Regions from separate parts of the Homo sapiens genome. Here region 2 is linked to region 1. Evidence: chromatin contacts called from ENCODE Hi-C or POLR2A ChIA-PET data. All regions are on one chromosome and are shown on one strand. Each heading gives the region's core, a stretch centred on a gene start or an enhancer-like site at or near the end of the contact. The rest is flanking DNA. Distances are from core to core; before and after follow the strand shown.

Evidence for each region. Hi-C counts contacts between places; a loop is a spot of excess contacts on that map. ChIA-PET counts read pairs that join two places held with the same protein, here RNA polymerase II (POLR2A). Pooled maps may share reads with other maps.
Region 2: a loop to region 1 is called in a map of naive thymus-derived CD4-positive, alpha-beta T cell, with 6 times the contacts of the local background. The contact joins the enhancer-like site here to the promoter of RGPD3 in region 1. A Hi-C loop is called at or near these places in 9 of 168 maps with a recorded cell type or tissue (CD14-positive monocyte, CD8-positive, alpha-beta T cell, Caco-2 and 5 more), 2 of 37 single-sample maps with no recorded cell type and 20 of 50 pooled maps. POLR2A ChIA-PET finds 5 or more read pairs at or near these places in 1 of 52 experiments (Panc1).

The regions. Positions count from the first base shown.
Region 1 is chr2:106,464,994-106,471,539 of GRCh38, reverse strand. It overlaps RGPD3 (RANBP2 like and GRIP domain containing 3), which reads left to right and starts at 3,127. Exons shown (of 23, transcript NM_001144013.2): 1 at 3,127-3,323. The coding sequence starts at 3,252. RefSeq lists a silencer at 3,664-3,856.
Region 2 is chr2:106,539,145-106,545,690 of GRCh38, reverse strand. It overlaps a transcript of CD8B2 not described here. Among named protein-coding and RNA genes, the nearest start is that of CD8B2, 55 kb to the right of the region's middle. Within about 2 kb of position 2,502, at least 2 of the 41 ENCODE cell types and tissues checked have a DNase peak (open chromatin) inside an H3K27ac peak, as active enhancers do.

The DNA.
Region 1 (6,546 bases), core at 1,878-4,377:
TTTATGACCAATAAGGTAGAAGAGTACATAGTGTACAGATTTTTATATAATGTGTTGACTATATTAACATTCCTCTCCTTGCCTTCCAAAAAAGTCTTCAGTAATGAAGAGAAGGAATCCAACCAAGAGAAATTATACTAAGGTATGAGAGGTCTAGGTGGGCAGATGGCTTCAGCCCAGAAGTTCAAGACCAGCCTGGATAACATGGTGAAACCCCGTCTCTACCAAAAAATACAAAATTAACCAGGCATAGTGGCATGTGCCTGTAGTTCCAGCTACTCAGGAGGCTGAAGTGGGAGGATCACTTGAGCCTGGTAGGTTGAGGCTGCAGTGAGCTGAGATCATGCCACTGTACTCCAGCCACAGGGAAAGAGTGAGATCTTATCTCAAAAAAAAAAAAAAAGAAATTATACCAACATATTTACAGTTGGATAGTGGAATTCAATAGATTATTGACATTTGAATTGTTTCTTTGCTGTGTTTGTTGAGCATAAACTTAGAAATATCAAAAGAAATATATGTTTATATTCCTTAACATTTTATTTAAGGATGTGATGCATTAAAGGCAGTATTTTTTTTTTCCACATGTTTTTATTGCTTAAAGGTGGGAAAGGTTTTTATTCCTGGACTGCCAGCTCCCTCTCTGACGATGTCCAACACAATGCCTCGGCCCAGTACTCCACTAGATGGCGTTAGTGCTCCAAAGCCTCTTAGTAAACTCCTTGGATCATTGGACGAGGTAAGAAAAGGACTAGGTGTTGCCAAAAAGTTAACATTTTTTAAAGAAGTTTGGTTAAACATTAGTTCTTTCCATGGTTAACTTAATTTTAGTTTCTACTTGCAGAATAAATGTTTTCAAACAGAAGTGATTCAGTTAACATACACTGACCTCCCTTGTGATGTATGTGATACTTTTTGAAGGTGCTGGAGAGATGGAAATGATACATTCTTTTCCATCTAGGGATCTCACAATTGTGTGGAGTTGATGTACTGTCTGCATAAGAAATTAGAATTTAAGAAAGACTCATGACTCAGTAATGTGGAAAAGAGAGTACCATCGTTGATTGACTGATGGGAAGATGACATCCAATGGGAGGACATGGCAAAATCAAAGCCTCATCTCTGAGAGACATGTCAGTCTTCGTTTGGACCTTGGGGTTGAGTAGGATATCTGTAGGTAGAAAGGAGCATTCAGGGCAAGGAGAAACCACACAGGCACAGGCAGGAAGGCTAGATAATGCGGAACATTTTTTAATGGATATTTGTATCTTCATCTCCTAGTCATAAGGACTCAATAAATCTGTAGAATAAATACTTATAAAAGTACAAGTAGTCTGTAGGGTGAGGCAGGATAGGGTTTGGATAACAATAATAACCTTTTTTGGGCATTTTCTATGTGCTAGGCATTGTTCTCAGTGCTTTATTAGTATTAATTATTTCCTTAGAACAGTTTTATTGAGAAGAGAGTACTATGATTCTTTTTTTTTACAAATGAGATAGAGGTTACAAATGAAATAAACCTACTAAGTGGTAGAACTGGGATTTACACTCTTACCAATGTGCTCTTAAAGGGAGAAAGGATGAAAAGGTGGTTTTCTTCTGAATGCAATTGACAGGGCATTACAGGATTTTGAGAAAGGAGTTACGAGGTTTTGGATCTGTGTGGTAAATAGGTGTATTTTGGGATTAAAGATAAGGAGACCAGTTAGCCTCCAAGTGAGGTTGTCTGTGTCAGTTTAAGAAGTATGAGAGGGTCTGAGCTAGGGCAGTATATGTGTGGAAAGGAGGGATTAATATGAGAGGCCTTGAGAGGTGGAAATGAATTTGTCAGCTGATTGGTTTTGTGCTGCTGGGCTGGGGAAAAGTGATGTGGAACGAGGCTCCCAATTCTCTGAACGACCTGGGAAGGTACCTGGATTTACCAAGTTAGGAAGCCTGGAGAAAAGTGGTTTGTATTTAAAGGACATGTGAGTGTGGATGTTTAGGGACGGTTCAAAGGGAAGGTTAGTGCTATCAGTTGTATTTGATAATGTCTATGTCTTCATTATATTTTTAAACATGTGCCACATTGAATTTTTTTTCCTTCAAACCAGCACATTTGCGGAACATTGAAAGGGGGAATTGGAGAAGCGTCAGAGTGTTTTGTGTGATTTGGAAGAATTTCTTTTATAATGGAAAATGGTTTCCAACTTTTTTAGAATTCTATAAGCCTGGTAATAGTGCCTTTTTGATAGGTGTAAGGTCATGGAAATGATAGTCTAACACATTGGCTGATGGCTTTTCCACTTCTCTGGAAGATTTTGCTAGTAGACTTAGAGCCAGGACCAGTGGAGCTGAATTTTTCCTGGTGACTTTTAGAGTAGAATCTGGAATAGAATAAATACATCTTAGTCTTGATTGTCAGTGTTGACAAGATATTCACTTAGAGATATATAAATTGAATTAAAGGAATCAAAAAAGGATCAGTGGTCATGACTAGAGATTAAGATTGGAAGCATCTGCATGTAGATAGTAACTAAGACCATTTAAATTTTTTGTTTGCATATCTGCAGTTAAGCAAATAAATGCTGTTCCTGTATTTTTGAATAAATAATTGCCTATAGGGGAAATACCACTAAATACTGGTCTCATTTGTTGGCTTTTTCATTACTGTCCTTTCTTCCTGGGCTCTTAGTTCCTCAGCTGCCTCAAATCACAGTTTAGTCTTTTTTTTTTTTTTTTTTTTTTTTTTTTTGAGATGGAGTCTTGCCCTGTCATCCAGGCTAGAGTACAGTGGGGCAATCTCACCGTACTGCAACCTCCACCTCCTGGGTTCAAGCGATTCTCCTGCCTCAGCCTCCCAAATAGCTGGGACTACAGGCACCTGCCACCACACCTGGCTAATTTTTGTATTTTTAGTAGAGATGGGCTTTCACCATGTTGGCCAGGCTGGTCTTGAACTCTTGACCTCAAGTGATCCGCCCGCCTCAGCCTCCCAAAGTGTTGGGATTACAGGCGTGAGCCACGGCGCCCGGCGGGCAAGACACCCTCAGAGCACAGGGTGCTGCCAAGAGCCCAGCCGAGTGCAGCTCGAGCGCCGAAGTCGCCAACGTTCCACACACTGTTGACGCAGGACACAAGTTCGTCACAGTGGTCCTCCGCCGGCTACGCCGCTGCCTCAGTGGCTTTCAGGCGCTTTCCTCTTGGAATTGGCGACTGCTGCGGGGCTGAGCGCTGGTCTCACGCATCTCGGGAGCCAGGTTGGTGGCGCGATGAGTTGCAGCAAGGCCTACGGGGAGCGGTACGTCGCCTCGGTGCAGGGCTCCGCCCCGTCGCCTCGAAAGGTGAGTGGGTCTGGAAGAGACCGACGGCCTCGACCTGGCCGGGCGGCGGCCTCGACCCGGCCCGGCGGCGGCCTCGATGGCTCAGGCGTCATGGCTCCCGACGAGCGCTGCTCCCTGGCGCGCTCTGTGGAGGCGGCGGCCTCGACCTGGCCCTGCGGCGGCCTCGATGGCTCAGGCGTCATGGCTCCCGACCGGCGCTGCTCCCTGGCGCGCTCTGTTGAGGCGCCGGCCTCGACCTGGCCCTGCGGCGGCCTCGATGGCTCAGGCGTCATGGCTCCCGACGGGCGCTGCTCCCTGGCGCGCTCTGTTGAGGCGCCGGCCTCGACCTGGCCCTGCGGCGGCCTCGATGGCTCAGGCGTCATGGCTCCCGACGGGCGCTGCTCCCTGGCGCGCTCTGTTGAGGCCGCGGCCTCGACCTGGCCCGGCGGCTGCCTTGATGGCTCAGGCGTCATGGCTCCCGACGGGCGCTGCTCCCTGGCGCGCTCTGTTGAGGCGGCGGCCTCGACCTGGCCCGGCGGCTGCCTCGATGGCTCAGGCGTCATGGCTCCCGACGGGCGCTGCTCCCTGGCGCGCTCTGTGGAGGCGGCTGCCTCGACCCGGCCCGGCGGCTGCCTTGATGGCTCAGGCATCATGGCTCCCGACGGGCGCTGCTCCCTGGCACGCTCTGTTGAGGCGGCGGCCTCAACCCGGCCCAGCGGCGGCCTCGATGGCTCAGGCGTCATGGCTCCCGACGGGCGCTGCTCCCTGGCGCGCTCTGTTGAGGCGGCGGCCTCGACCCGGCCCGGCGGCGGCCTCGATGGCTCAGGCGTCATGGCTCCCGACGGGCGCTGCTCCCTGGCGCGCTCTGTTGAGGCGGCGGCCTCGACCTGGCCCTGCGGCGGCCTCGATGGCTCAGGCGTCATGGCTCCCGACGGGCGCTGCTCCCTGGCGCGCTCTGTTGAGGCGGCGGCCTCGACCCGGCCCGGCGGCGGCCTCGATGGCTCAGGCGTCATGGCTCCCGACGGGCGCTGCTCCCTGGCGCGCTCTGTTGAGGCGGCGGCCTCGATGGCTCAGGCGTCATGGCTCCCGACGGGCGCTGCTCCCTGGCGCGCTCTGTTGAGGCGCCGGCCTCGACCTGGCCCTGCGGCGGCCTCGATGGCTCAGGCGTCATGGCTCCCGACCGGCGCTGTTACCTGGCGCGCTCTGTTGAGGCGGCGGCGGCGGCCTCGACCTGGCCAGGCGGCGGCAGCCTCGACCTGGCCCTGCGGCGGCCTCGATGGCTCAGGCGTCATGGCTCCCGACGGGCGCTGCTCCCTGGCGCGCTCTGTGGAGGCGGCGGCCTCGACCCGGCCCGGCGGCGGCCTCGATGGCTCAGGCGTCATGGCTCCCGACGGGCGCTGCTCCCTGGCGCGCTCTGTTGAGGCGGCGGCCTCGACCCGGCCCTGCGGCGGCCTCGATGGCTCAGGCGTCATGGCTCCCGACGGGCGCTGCTCCCTGGCGCGCTCTGTTGAGGCGGCGGCCTCGACCCGGCCCGGCGGCGGCCTCGATGGCTCAGGCGTCATGGCTCCCGACGGGCGCTGCTCCCTGGCGCGCTCTGTTGAGGCGGCGGCCTCGATGGCTCAGGCGTCATGGCTCCCGACGGGCGCTGCTCCCTGGCGCGCTCTGTTGAGGCGCCGGCCTCGACCTGGCCCTGCGGCGGCCTCGATGGCTCAGGCGTCATGGCTCCCGACGGGCGCTGCTCCCTGGCGCGCTCTGTTGAGGCGCCGGCCTCGACCCGGCCCAGCGGCGGCCTCGATGGCTCAGGCGTCATGGCTCCCGACGGGCGCTGCTCCCTGGCGCGCTCTGTTGAGGCGGTGGCCTGGACCCGGCCCGGCGGCGGCCTCGATGGCTCAGGCGTCATGGCTCCTGACGGGCGCTGCTCCCTGGCGCGCTCTGTTGCGGCGCCCGCCGGCTGGCGCAGTCCTGTGGGCGGCGCGGCGCTTGCAAGCGCAGGAAGAGTCCTGGGGGGACCGCTGCGGGCGGGAGACCGTTGGCGCCGGCGCTTCCTCTTTCTCCCGGCTTGTTCCCGACGCTTGTTCCCGACGGTGCTCGCTCCTGGGCCCGTCCTGGCCCGGGCTTTCTGGCCCCGTAGTACCCGCGCGGCCTAGTTCTCGGGGGCTTGGGCACCCGGGTGCTGTATCGGCGGGTTTCTTCCCATCTCCTGGACATTTACTTTATATGCTGCGGCGGAGGTCATACCTCCTTGGCCTGGAGGAACCCAGTGGGGACTGACGCAGCTCCGGGTGAGCTTTGGCGGCTGCGTCGAGTGACAAGGTAGGCATCTCAGCGCGGACATTTGCAATGGCCCGACGGCGCAAATGACACGGAAAGTCCCCTTGTTTTGAGTATGAGGTGTTTGTCGCTGTCCCTTTGTAAGGGTCCAGCTCCACTCCACTCCTCATACTCACCTCCCTCGCCCCCCTCCCTGCCCGGAACACTTTGGTAGCTGACTTTGCTTAAAAAAAAAAAATTCTAAAGTTCTTACAAATCGTTAGTATGGCTTGCAATTTTTAACCTTTTCCACAAATGTTTTAAGGGTATTTTTCCTCTTTACATGTAAATAATGCTGAGATTACAGGTGTGAGCCACTCTGCTCAGCCTGATTTTTTTTTTTTTAAACAAGCTTAAAAAAAAAAAAGCAAGCTTAGAGCCTTTCTGAGATTCTTAGTGGGGACCTTGGCTTCCAAAAGATTAAAAACCACTGGTCTAGACAGAAGTTAGAATGTTCTTTCAACTACATAACTTCTCCATTAAATAAAGTGGAGTGGTGGCAAGATTTTGACGATTGGTTATTATGACCACCTCTCTTACACTTAGAGTCTTTTTTTCCCCCAAATTGAAAGTCATTTACATTAGAACCTGGGGATTTCAGCGGAATATGGATTAACTAGTGAGTAACTTTGGAACATGTGAAGCTATTCTGTGAAGTTAGGTTTGAGTGAAATGACAAAACAGGGTGCTTTGGATAGAAGGTAAAGAATGGAGGGAGAAGAGGCAGTGGCTGTGAAGAATATGAAGAGGTTAGTATTCTCCCCCAGTTTGGCAGAGGCTGGCCATCTGTGAACTGCCCATGCTTTCTAGAATGTCGGAGTTTTGGAGTGTGATGATGCGTCTGTATATCATATCTTTCTAGTCTTCCATTGTGCTTTCATTTGTTAGTCTCCTCTTGTTTTGCCATTTTTCTACTCCCTCACATGTGCTTTTG
Region 2 (6,546 bases), core at 1,253-3,752, 75 kb before region 1:
ATCGTCCTGCCTCAGCCTCCTGAGTAGCTGGGACCATGGGGCTACAGACGCATACCACCACACCTGGCTAATATTTTAATATTTTGTAGGGGTGGGGTTTCACTATATTGCCTAGCTGGTCTTGAACTCCTGGGATCCAGCAATCTTCGGCCTCTCAAAGTGCTGGGATCCTCTTGATCAACAAAGAGAGGCCTGGAATTGTAACCGCTTGCACTGATGCCCACTGGAAAGCTATCCTACCCTTTACCATATGGCCTGCACCCATCTGTTGATGGTTCTCAATCCCCTGTACAATAAACAGTGAGGTCAAGTGTGTGGGGTCTGTGAATAGTCCACAGAAGGAGAGGTCGTTCAATTCTTATTTAAACGGTGACATTTAATGATTACGGCGGTCAATTCTACTCCTTTCCACATCGCCAGGGTCTGCTTTCTTCACTGTGCGATGCTATAGCCATGTGAGTCATATCAGTGAAAGGAGACGGTGGCAGGCTCGGAATATGGATTAAACACTTGTTGCTAGTACTTGCTGTCAGCATCCTACTGGCTTTTAGCAGGAGCCTACTACAGAGGTGGTTACGTCCTGCAGAGGATGGCATAGCAAACCCTGTGACAACAGCATGGCTTCCCATGTCCCCTGTGTTTCCCACAGGGGGCGACACCAGCCATGCAGAGTGAAGATTGCACCAGGTGGGAGGTGCTCCTTGACGTCTCACCTGAGGACATTTGGGCATGATCCTCCTCTGAGTGTTGGGGGGCTCTGGCTCAGCGTCTGCATTTGCAAGCACTGAAAGTTTACTGAAGAACCAGCTTTCTACAAGCATCCCCCAAAGGTCAAGCCTCCAGACCTATGGAGAACCACTCTGGAGGATGCCTTCAACAGTCAACACCCAAAAAAACCTCCAGGAGGTGAGATGACTCCTGAAGGTCCCCTCCCGGACTTTTACTGCCATTCAGAGAGCCGACAGAAACAGCCCACTCCCACCCTCTGCCTTCTCCCAGTTCACACCAGGCTCCCTCACTTCTCCAACGCAGGATCCAGAATCTCTGAATTGGATGAGGCCTCAAAGACCGTCCAGCCTAGTCCCTTATTTCGCAAATGAGGTTGTGGAGACATCAGAAGCTGAAGTGGCTTGCTTCGGGTCATGAGTAAGAAAGTGGATTCGACTGGACAGTGTCTGGAAAGGTAGCCTGGAAGGGCTGTGTCTGTCCTCCAGAGGAAGCTGAGAGGAGGCCAGACCCCAACAGCCCAGCTGGGAGTCCGTCCCCTTCCAACCTGGGCCTAAGCCTCAGGAGTGAGTTGAACGGCTCTCCCCGCATGAGAAGACACATAAACTACCCACTAGTATGGTCAGAGTTGTGATCTGTGAAACTGGGCTAAAAACAGCAAGCTACATTTAGTCATTAAGACGTTTATTTCTGCAACTGCTTCCCACATTCCAAATCTATTCAAAAACCTATTCAAATAACTAAAAACTTGTTGGTAACTTTTTTACAACTCCCATGCAGCTTCAGGATGGCCTCGCTAGACACGCATGCAGTCTGAGCACCTGTTCAACCATACTCCACCAAGTCCTGCAATTATTGATGATAAGCCTGCACACAGGCCACCCACGTGCTCTTGACCAAAGCGGATCAGGCAGTCCCAGTCCCTTGCTAGGCATCCATGGGGAAATGTGAAAACAGTTCACAAGATCTGGGTCTGGAAGAAAAATAGGACTTTCATGAGTAGAGAAGAACAATCGAATCAGATGCAAAAGATGGGCAATGTACATCACAAAACTTTCAGTGTATAAGCACAAATCCACAGAAATCCATCCAAGTTCATGGAACCTGTGAAACTCATAGAAAGCTTGAAATATAAACTGTCCAACTAAGACAGCCCTAGCTCCAGTCAATAAGAGTAATTTCACTGGGTTCTCCATGGTCCAGGGCTACTGGAATTCAGAAGATCCTGATATTTACATCATGGATTGACAGGCTTTGGATATTTTGTTTCTTTTTACTTTTATATTCTTTATTTTGTTTAATTAATTTATTTATATTGAGACAGAGTCTCGCCCTGTTACCCAGGCTGGAGTGCAGTGGTGCAGTCTTGGCTTTGGATATTTTGTTTCTTTTTACTTTTATATTCTTTATTTTGTTTAATTAATTTATTTATATTGAGACAGAGTCTCGCCCTGTTACCCAGGCTGGAGTGCAGTAGTGCAGTCATGGCCCACGGCAGCCTCAACTTCCGGGTTCAAGCAATCCTCCAATCCTCAGCCTCCCAAGTAGCTGGGACCATAGGTGGGTGCCACCACGACCGGCTAATTTTATTTTATTTTTTTGTAAAGAGGGGTTCTTATTATATTGCCCAGGCTGGTCTCGAACTGCTGGGTTCAAACGATCTTCCCAGGAGGCCTCAGCCTCCCAAAGTACTGGGATTACAAGCGTGAGCCACTCCGCCAAGCCTGATATTTTATTTGAAAATACCTAAGCCTCACTTGCAGGACTTTGTAGCTGCAGGTAAGGCAGTTCCCGGCGGTCGGGATACAAAGAGAAACATGAGAAGCCCGGGTCCTTCCGCATTGAAGTTACTTCTTCTCAGGAGAGAACTTCCAACTTTCTTTACACTGTTAACAGAGCCTATAACGAGTGGCAATCATGACTAAATACTTGTTCCTTGGGCTCAAAAACAGGGTACATTAACGCGAACCTCCCGGACCTGTGCGGCATGGCCGAGCGCTCCTCTTTCTTTATGCAGTTCTGCGCTGGAACACACGGGGGCAGCAGAGTCTAGCCTGACCCCGAGCAACGTACGGAAATGTTAGGGGCACTGCTCAGTTGATAAGCCGGGGCTGGATGATGGGCGCACATGTATTCACTTATACACACATACGTACATATACATATGTAAAATGTATATACTTTTATATTTATTTATACTTCATATATAGTATGTATTTCATATATATTTCATATATAGTATGTTTCATATATATTTCATATATAATATATATTTCATATATAATATATACTTCATATATAATATATACCTATATATTTATATAACCTATTTTATACATTACATAATATATATCCTTCATGGGGAAGGATTTCTTTACATCCTTCTGGTCTACCCAAAGTTGTCTTTAATAGGCATGTATTTGTTAAATAATCAGGAAAAAAAAAGAATTAACTTGAAAGTGGAAGAAAATGCACATTAATGAAAATCCAGGATATATATTGAGAGTTTTTCCTCACAAAAATATATTTCAGTTTACAAAATAATTAGTAATATAAGGACTCTAAGTAACAATCTCTATTCATGACTGTATTAGTCAAATGCCTTTGAGCACCTCATATGTGTATAAGTCACTCTTTTAGTTTCCAAAGATGGCAAGAGAAGTCAGATCTAGTTACTGCCCGCAGTGAGCCCACAGCTGACCAGCCGTGAACCCCAGATAATGACTGTTATATCAGAGGGATGCGCAAAATGCTGTGCAGACAACAGAGACGGAGACCGTGAACTCTACAAGGGCTGAAGTCCCTGAGGATCTACAGAGGAGGGGAGGCTGAAGGTTTGTCTTCAAAGGTTAAGTAAGAATTGACCAGTTAAAGTGGCAAGTGGCGTATCAGACAGGGAACAGTCAAGACAAAGTTTATGGAGAGTTGGAAGAAGGAAAAGTTGGCTGGAGGTAGAGTGAAGGCTGAGCCATGGGGAACGGTGGTCCCGCCAGAGAGTGAACAGCCTTGACCTCTAGCTTACACTGCAATGGGATGGCTGGCAGAGGCTGTAGTTGAAGCCATGCCTGGGCTCTGGATACAGCTCTGCCAAGATAGGGCAGATTCGTGGTGGAGTTGGAAGGATAGAAGGGATGAAATATGTTGGTAGGTTCTCTATTCCAGTGACTTTCCAACTTTTTAAACTGCAACCTGCAATAAAGAATGCCTTTCACAATGCCACTCAATATACAGAAATATACATGCATGTGTGGTGGACATTCATATAATGCAAACATACATACAATATGTAATGCACTCCCACCTTGTATGGTCTCTATTTCATTAATAGAGAGAGATTTCATAATCCACTAACAGGTCGCATCTTACGGTTTGAAAAATGCATTCTAAAATGGTTTCTCAACCTCATACCTTTGACGTTTTGGGCCAGGTGATTGCTGGTTGTGGGAGCTGTCCTGTTCATTGCACAATGTTTAGCAACATATCCGCTAGATGCCACTAGCATCCCCTTCCCAAGTTCTGACAGCCAATAATGTGCCTGGACATTGTCAAATGTGCCCTGGGGTGCAAAACTGCCCCTTGGTTGAATACCACTGCCCTAACCAAAGGGAAATAATCTGGTTTTGGGGGAAGAGGACGTTTGACCTCACATTCAGGAGTGAGTGGCCCTACTTCCATAGGGGGTCACTAACCACCAACAAGAGAGAAGAAACTGACCAATTTTGAGCATGAATGACGGAGAGGGATCTAGAGTTAGTGGGAGGTCCTAGTGATACACAGATACAAACAGGCATGCTGCAGACCTTGTCACACAGCCAGCGTGCCACCGTGGCCTACCTCAAACCACACCTGCCTGCCTTCCTCTGCCCCAGCCCACCAAGCCTGCCCACCACAGGGCCCTTGCACATCCAGCTCTCTGCAAAACTCTTCATTCCCTCTCCTCCTGCTGGGCTCCTGTGGACCATTGAGTCTCTTAAAGGTCATTTTCCCCAAAAGGCTGTCTCCACTCCCCCAGCCGAATGAAGCTCCCCTGATATGCCTTCAAGACACCCGCTAGTTGTCACTTTGAATACTTACTGCAAAAGGTAGTTATAAGAGTATTTGGGGCCGGGCACAGTGGCTTGCGCCTGTAATCCCAGCACTTTGGGAGGCCGAGGCAGGTGGTTCACAAGGTCAGGAGTTCGATACCAGCCTGGCCAAGATGGTGAAACCCCATCTCTACAAAAAATAGAAAAATTAGCCTGGCGTGGTGGTAGGCGCCTGTAATCCCAACTACTCAGGAGGCTGAGGCAGGAGAATCACTGGAACCCAGGAGGCAGAGGTTGCAGTGAGCTGAGATTGCGTCACTGCACTCTAGCCTGGGTGACAGAACAAGACTCCATCTCAAAAAAAAAAAAGGAGTATTTGGATGATTATTTGCTTGATTTACTTTTTCCCCCTCAAGACTGTGAAAGTCCTGAAAGCAGGGGGTTTGCCTGCTTGGCTCACCCAGAACAACAAGCCGACTTGCTAAATGAGGGAGTGGTACTGCCAGTTGACTTCATTCTTGGTCCTATTTTTATCTGTTTTGAGATTGACATTAATGCGCCTTTGGTGGGCTGGTCTCCTAGGGCTAATTGTCATTTCTTTGCAGTAAGAAATGTTGAAAAGCTTTTTAAATAAAATAATGAAAATACGAATTTCTCACAAAGGCTGAGTTTCTAATAACATAATTATTCCAACACTCATCTTGAGACCACATAATTAAGAAACAGTAATACTTGGATATTTTTTTTAATTTGAGAGGTCTACATAAACGATTCTCTGCATGATTCTTTCTTTGATCATTGAAGCTGTCATTTTCTTTTTTCATTCTTAGGAAATCATTCCACATAACAAAATTGAATTTCTTTCAAGCCATAAAATTATTGGAATATAACATCCACCCTAACTTCATCTACATAACATGAAGTATATAATTTCCACTCAAAATTAATTCTCAATGTAAACAAGAATAACAATAAACCAAAATTCACTTATGTTTACTATGAAATAGATTTAACGATCAGGAAGTCCCATGACAAAAAAGGGAGATTCAGTGACGGGAACAGTGATTAAGTTAGCCAAGATGCTCAGCAGTAGGAGAATACACTTTTTTTTCCCACTTGGCAAAGCTTAAATAATTTTTTAAGTGTCAGATTCTGTTCTTATTTTATCAGCCAAAGGAGGCTTGGTTTCCAAGCCGTGTATCCGTCAAGAAATTGGAATTCAAGCAAACACATATTTTGAAGTTTGATGCATTGAAGCCAAACACTGTAGAGACAATGATAAATATGATATGGTCCATCTTAAAAATGTTTTTGGTGTTTGTGTGAAACATCCTGTAAGCTGGAATTAAGCAGCAAAGAGCAATGATGCCCAGAAGCTGCAGCCCCGTGTGGCCCCCTAATTCCACAGTAAGACCCCTTATTTGTCTTCAGAATAAAAGATGAGCACACCGCACACATGGTATTGTGTCCCAAGTACATCAACTTTCCATGTTTTGGCGTGGAAACAAGAAACATCTTTACTTCAATTCCATAAAGTAGTTCTCTAAATTTTAGAAATATAAATATGTTTGCCTTTTGGGACCAATATATATATTTCCCCTTGAACTCACTTATTCATCCATTTATTTCACAAATTTATAAGGAGCTTGCCCTGTGCTAGGTGCTGTGATACCTGCTGGAGACACAGTGGTGAAGAGACACAGGAGGTCTCAGCACACAGGTGAGACCCACACATGGGCCCCGAGTGCTGTGGGGGCACCAGGCACTCTGCTAAGTGCTTCATGTGCCTCACTCA